Linked DNA regions of Homo sapiens: region 1 is linked to region 2. A link is a loop called in an ENCODE intact Hi-C map of the cell type or tissue named here. Cell type or tissue: B cell. All regions are shown on one strand. Each heading gives the region's core, and the rest is flanking DNA. Links, peaks and the distances in the headings are about the cores only. Region 1 overlaps LOC102723444 (a long non-coding RNA gene). Region 2 has its middle 88 kb from the start of TNFAIP8.

Evidence for each region. Peaks named below come from ENCODE experiments on the same cell type or tissue, not always from the same donor. Only the 100,000 strongest peaks of a DNase experiment are listed, where the experiment ranks them.
Region 1: it touches region 2 in a loop (4-fold over the local background); 42 of 110 quality-filtered maps call a loop at or near these places.

What each region holds. Positions count from the first base shown.
Region 1 is chr5:119,340,335-119,343,242 of GRCh38, reverse strand. It overlaps LOC102723444 (a long non-coding RNA gene), which reads left to right. Exons shown (of 5, transcript XR_007058912.1): 5 at 1-2,908. It also overlaps a transcript of TNFAIP8 not described here. Among named protein-coding and RNA genes, the nearest start is that of TNFAIP8, 14 kb to the left of the region's middle. RefSeq lists enhancers at 2,119-2,168, 2,229-2,358, 2,619-2,748, 2,899-2,908. In B cell, for the core only: no CTCF peak of the experiment used is centred there; DNase peaks (open chromatin) are centred at 1,422 and 2,332; H3K4me3 peaks cover 2,382 bases; H3K27ac peaks cover 2,500 bases.
Region 2 is chr5:119,266,646-119,269,553 of GRCh38, reverse strand. It overlaps a transcript of TNFAIP8 not described here. Among named protein-coding and RNA genes, the nearest start is that of TNFAIP8, 88 kb to the left of the region's middle. RefSeq lists enhancers at 140-209, 1,180-1,229, 1,650-1,699 and a silencer at 730-979. In B cell, for the core only: CTCF peaks have their summits at 1,314 and 1,518; DNase peaks (open chromatin) are centred at 873 and 1,353; H3K4me3 peaks cover 1,555 bases; H3K27ac peaks cover 2,226 bases.

The DNA.
Region 1 (2,908 bases), core at 287-2,786, 74 kb before region 2:
TGCCGAGCAAATGCAAACATCCCCGGTAGAAGTCCAGTGGACTCCAGACTTAATTAATGGATTGTGCTTATCTTTACAGAGGCAACCTTACTAGCCACCTATCAACCCCACCACAATTGCTTTAGGAACTATTAATAAGATGGATTGAACAAAATTCCATTTCAGTTGATGGCATTTCCAGGGCAAGCAAGACACCAGCAGCGGCTGCCCACTGTAGAACAGCAGCAATCTCACCATCCTCGGATTGGAAACTTTGTTTCCTTTAAGTTAAGAACTAACATCCGGCACTGGACCACCTGAATATTTAGACTAATAAATCCCAGATGGGAATTCCAGACACCTCTTTGCTAAAGACATGCAGGCGATAAACATTCTATTAAGCAAGTCTCCTAGGAGTGAGCTTCCCTTCAGAGACTGAAAAAAGTAACGCCAGCCAAAGAAGAGGAAGAGAGGGAGAAAAGAAAGAAAAATGCCCCCAGGTAGAGAATAACCAGTCAGAAGTGAAGGCTGAAGACCAATGGCTATGATGGTTGGGTGACCAATGGAGATTCTTTGAGAAAGATAACTTAGTAACATGACTAGAGATAGCAGCCAAATTGCAAGAGGTTGCAGAATGATCTGGTGTTGAGAAAGCAGAGACAGCACTGGTGGACTATTCATTCAAGAAATTTTCCTGAAGGGAGTAAGTTGAGAGAGTACCCTGAGGAGAAAGCATTATCAAAAAAAAACCCTGCAAATTTAGCACAGCTTTAAGTGGCTTTGAGGAAGGAATATGACATTCCCATAACTCTCCCATTGGCCAACACCAAATACGGGGAAGCAGGGTGACACCCAGCTCTTACAAAAACACATTTGCAAGAATTTTCGTGGACTCTGACATGGGTCTGAATAATGCAAATTTAAAAAGATAAAGTCAAAACCTTCTTCATGTTCAGTGGCTGGTGCTGGTTCCGCAGCTCTAACCTAAAGGGGACAACACAAGGTGCTATCTCTGAGAGGCTACCAAGCCCCAGATTATGCTCTTAGCAGTACAGGAAATACTATCATTAGAAGGGTGATACCTTGGGTTAAACTCTGATTTTCTGTTCTACCATCAGGTTCTTTTAAAAACACTAAACATCCCTTGGAGGAAAAGCCGGTGGATGACTAACAGCTAAGAGTAAAGAATTCACTCATCTCTTTGTTCCTTCCCTTCAGAGATGAGGACTAGAGGGCACCCCAGATAGGAAACAGAGATACAGAAATTAAGGCTGTTACAAGGGTAGGGAGAAGAATGAACACAAACTTGTCCCATTCCCAGTTCTGCCCTGGCCACTAACCCCATGCCTGCCTAAGACCAAGAAGACAAAGAGGACTGAATATAGCCAGCAGACAACTTGCAAAGCAGAAGTGAGAGTTTCAAATGATTAGGGTTCCTTCTCTTCAGTGATGCAAATTTTTTTAAATGATGTAAAATACTCAGAACTGTTTTGATTGAGATTTCCATCTCTACTTCTCTAAACAGATTCAGCCCCTAAAGGCCAGGAACCAAAAAAAAATGACTTCCGTGAAGATATGATTTCTTTTGATGTGCTTCCAATCTGTGGGTGAAAATTTTGGTGGCACTCTTATCCCAGAGTTAGCCAGTCTTCTCATCTAAGGCAAAAGCTGAAATCAAGTATATAAATGAAACTATAAAAGGCTCACATCCATAAATACGGTACCTCTGAGACTGAGCAAACACAGCAGTGATAGTTGAAGTCAGATGGCTTATAGCCCAAGGATCGTAAGCTGGTAGCCTTGGGACCGAACCCACCTCATGTAGTTTTTTGTTTCTTTGTTTGTTTTAAGTTTTTTAACTGAACTTCAATGCCTTTAGATGAGACCTGTTGTTTCTAAATTTACCACAGGTCTCACGACTTGAGATTGTTCACATAGAGCACTATTTACACATTCATATTACTTGCCTGGTTCCTGTGGACATTTGAGTTTGGGACCATTGACTTATATAGACTAACATTAAAAACAAATAAGCAATCTCTCGCTTAGGTGGAGTTCTGGTGCTGTTTCAGAGCAGAGCACTGGAGGGTTATTGAGCAACAGGATCACTAAAAAACGATAAACCACAACAGTGTGCAACACCATTGTAATCAGATTTAAAAAAAAAAAAAAAAAAGCAGGAGACCAAAAACACCAGTGAAGCTTACCAGCCCTGAATAAAAGGTGTCTACGGCTTTGAAACCGCTTTATAACAGAAGTACCTGCCAGGAGTCACTGAGCTTCCTTCATGTGCACCGCTCCCACAATACCCCGACATCTGGATGTCCCAGAACACAAGCCTGGCAGCCAACATCCAATTCTGGTTCGGCAAAGGAAACGACCCCTCTATTCGGTGAACTAAGGCCATAAATGCACTATCTGTGGTATCCAACTAAAAATACTCAACTTGGTGCAATTCAAACCGCCACTCAGCCAGTCCAGCCACTTGGTGGCTATTTAAGACATCTGCAGCACATACCACAGAAACTGTGCCATCACCTGTCTGTTCATATGTCCGGATATGGAGGACCAAAGTCCCCACCCCTACCCCCACCTCAGCTCTCCATGACACTTCCTGCCACACCCTGCCCAGAACCCAAGAATCGGAAAGCTAATGCTCAAAGGAAGGTTTCGAGGTTGTCTTATTCAATCTCCCCATTCCTCAAACTTGTTCACAAATGAGAAAACAGGCCCAGCAAGTTGATATGGTGAGTATCTTAAGAGGAACTATTAATAGAATTAAATCTCCAGGACCTCCATGGTGGCCTCAGGAGCTCAGAGCTCCTTTCTGCAACCAGCCTCCCGGGAGCAGGGCATGCCTTTGGGCACAGTGGTCCTCTGCAGCCTAGCCCAATGTTCCTGAATCGAATTTCTGTGACCCACATGGGCA
Region 2 (2,908 bases), core at 297-2,796:
AGTCGCGAGGAGTCCGTGGAGCCTGGGCGCTCATCAGGTGTCTTTGCAGCAGGTGCTGAGGGCTCCAGTGCGACATGTGCAGTCATGTACACACACACACATACACACACACACACACATTTTCTTCCTCAAAGGAAGTCTCCACCGAATGATCTCAAAGCAGGGCTCTGGTCTCTGCCCGTTTTACAATGCAAGGTTGGATTACAATCTCAGGCCAGCATCTCAGTCTGCAATCTGGGGCACCCTGATAACCCGGGCAGTGCTTTCGCCAGTATGTGCGGTTACAGGAGGACGTGACAAATAGCGGGAACCCAGTTACAAAGGGAGGGAAGGAATGAGGCTCACGGCAGGAGGTGGTTAAGAGGTCGCCCTGAATAGGTAAGGGTTCCTAAAAGGGGTCTTGGATCCTCAGTGCGGCACTGGAACCGAGTAAAATTTCGCGGAGTTTCCGAGGCTGTGCGCTCCTGCACACACTCGTACGCACACCCACCTAAACAAGTTGTTCAAACGCACCCACTCACACTCACTCACACTCGCTTCAGAAACTCTCTGAGCCGGAGGCGCTCCCCGAGAGCAGCCCGCAGCCCAGCGGCGGGAGAGGCGCGCTGGAGTGTGCGCGGGACGGGCGCGCCCAGGAGCCACTTACTCGGAGGAGTGGCGCGACGGCGCCGGGACGCTGAAGCGCGAGCTGGGCTGTTTGGCGGCGCCGAGTTCTCTGCTCTCTCGGTGGCTCACGGGTTCCCGCGGACCTTAGCCAAGCGCGGGTTAGAGCCGGCGGGAGAAAAGGAGGCAGAGGCCAGGGGCGGAACTTGCAGGAGGGACCAAGGGTGTGGCGGGCAGGCCGGGGAGGAGCCGGGAGGTCGGGGGCGGAGCGTGCAGGGAAGGAGGAGCCGAGCGGCTGGGGCGGGGCATGGCGGGGCGGAGTGGGTGAGGAGGAGCTGGGGACCGGACAGCAGGAGTCGGAAGTGGCCCAGGCGCAGGAGAGCGCGGAGAAGGGCTGGGCGGCGGCCCGGGAGCCGGACTCGGACCGCGAGGCCCAGATCGCTGGGCGCTGGAGAACAGGACCCTCTTGGGAGATGTGCATAGGATACGGTATTCCTGAGCCTCTCAGTTTCTTCCGTTGTAAAAATGAGACGCCAACCTCGTAGTGTGTTGAGATGGTTAAATGGGGCCATACACATTTGCACTGTGCCTTGCACTTAACAAGAACGCGTGAATGTTAGTGTCTGCTGCCATCATTATTGACTATTATGATGATGATCCGTGAAAGCCCCTGAATTCCGCCTGCTCTTTTGCTTTTAATTTTCTGCGGGCCTTAAGTCTACCCTACGATAGCTGACGCGCTCCCGATTCCTGGTTTCCATTTGCGGAGAATGCAGGGCTTCCTCTTGGAGTTAAAGACTCATTGGCTCCTGGAAAGCCCTCGCTCTCTGCCGCCCCCCGCGGACTTAGCTGTGACTGTCCTTGCCTGTGGAGCAGAAGGCTTGCCCTCCTCAGGGGCCACCCGAGACCGCCAGGATGGAGTAGGATCTGGACCTTCAGTCTGTTGAGGAGCCCTGGCCCGGGGTAGCCATTTTCAAGGGCGAGGGACCTTGGTGGGAGTACGATGAATCCATCCATACAATAAACATCCATTAAGCACCTAGTACATGGCAGCGGGGGGCAGAGGGCTGGAAATATTAATAATACTAGTAAAACTTAATATGTGTAGGTCACCGTTCTACTCCTTACAACAATCTATGATATAGATCCTGTCGCTATCCCTGTTTTACAAAGGGAAAGGGAGACATCGTGAAGTAAATAGCCTTCCCAAAGAAAGTTACACGTTTGGGAAATGGCTGAGTTTGGCTTGGAGAGAGGAAAGTAAACTCTTGATAGGTGAAATAGACAAAATCACAACACATTTGGGTTTAATGCAAAAGATAGAAACATACACAAGGTACGGAGGTTTTTAAAAGAGGACCTTGTCCTGTGGTTATAACTTTGGGGAAGGGCGTCAGGGAGATCTTCCTGGTGTAGGTGATGTCTGAGCTGGGTTTGGAAGAAGAAATGGGAGCTTCAAAGGCAGCTTATAAGTGAAGAAGAATCACAGTAAACTTTTTCAAGCCTGAATAAGGATGGAGGAGAAGTGGAATGGTGGCCGGAATAAAGCTAAAACAGTAAAACAGGACCAAACTCAAGGGCTGTTTTCCTATAGAAACTAAACAACATTAATTTGACCTTTGATTGGTAGGAAGCCAGAAGGGTTTTAAGCACAGGAGATATGTCAGGTGTGGTTCTAGAAAGTTTAATCTGGAAACATAGAAGATCCCAGAACCAAGAAACTTGCTTAGGAAATATTGAAATATGTCGGTGAGATACTTCAGTAGGCAGAATGAGTAGAGTTACAGAAAGAGGTCCACTTCTTAATCCCTGGAACCTGTAAATATGTTATCTTACATGGCAAAAGAATTTTTGCAGGTGTTACCTTCTCATTCGGTCATGGGAAAAAAAAGAATAAAGAAATTTTGCAGGTGTGATTAAGATTGATGCCATTGAGATGGGGGATTATCCTGGATTATTTCAGTGAGCCCAATCTAATCACATGAATCCCCTAAAATGGAAGAAGAGTGGGTCAAAGAGATTCAAAGTGTGAGAGGGACTCAACCTGAACCACGAACCAAGGACTGTGGATAACCTCCAGGAGCTGGGAAAGGACCTTAGCTGACAGCCAACAAAAAATTCACTTTCTTTATCTGGTCTAGACTTGTTTTTCTTCCACAGTCCTACAACAGCAGAAACTGAATTCTGCCAATAACCTAAATGAGCAAGGAAATGGATCCTCCCTTAGAGTCTTCAGAAAGTGATTGAGCTCTACTGACACCTTAATTTTATCCTGGTGAGACTAATACTGATTTATGGCCTACAG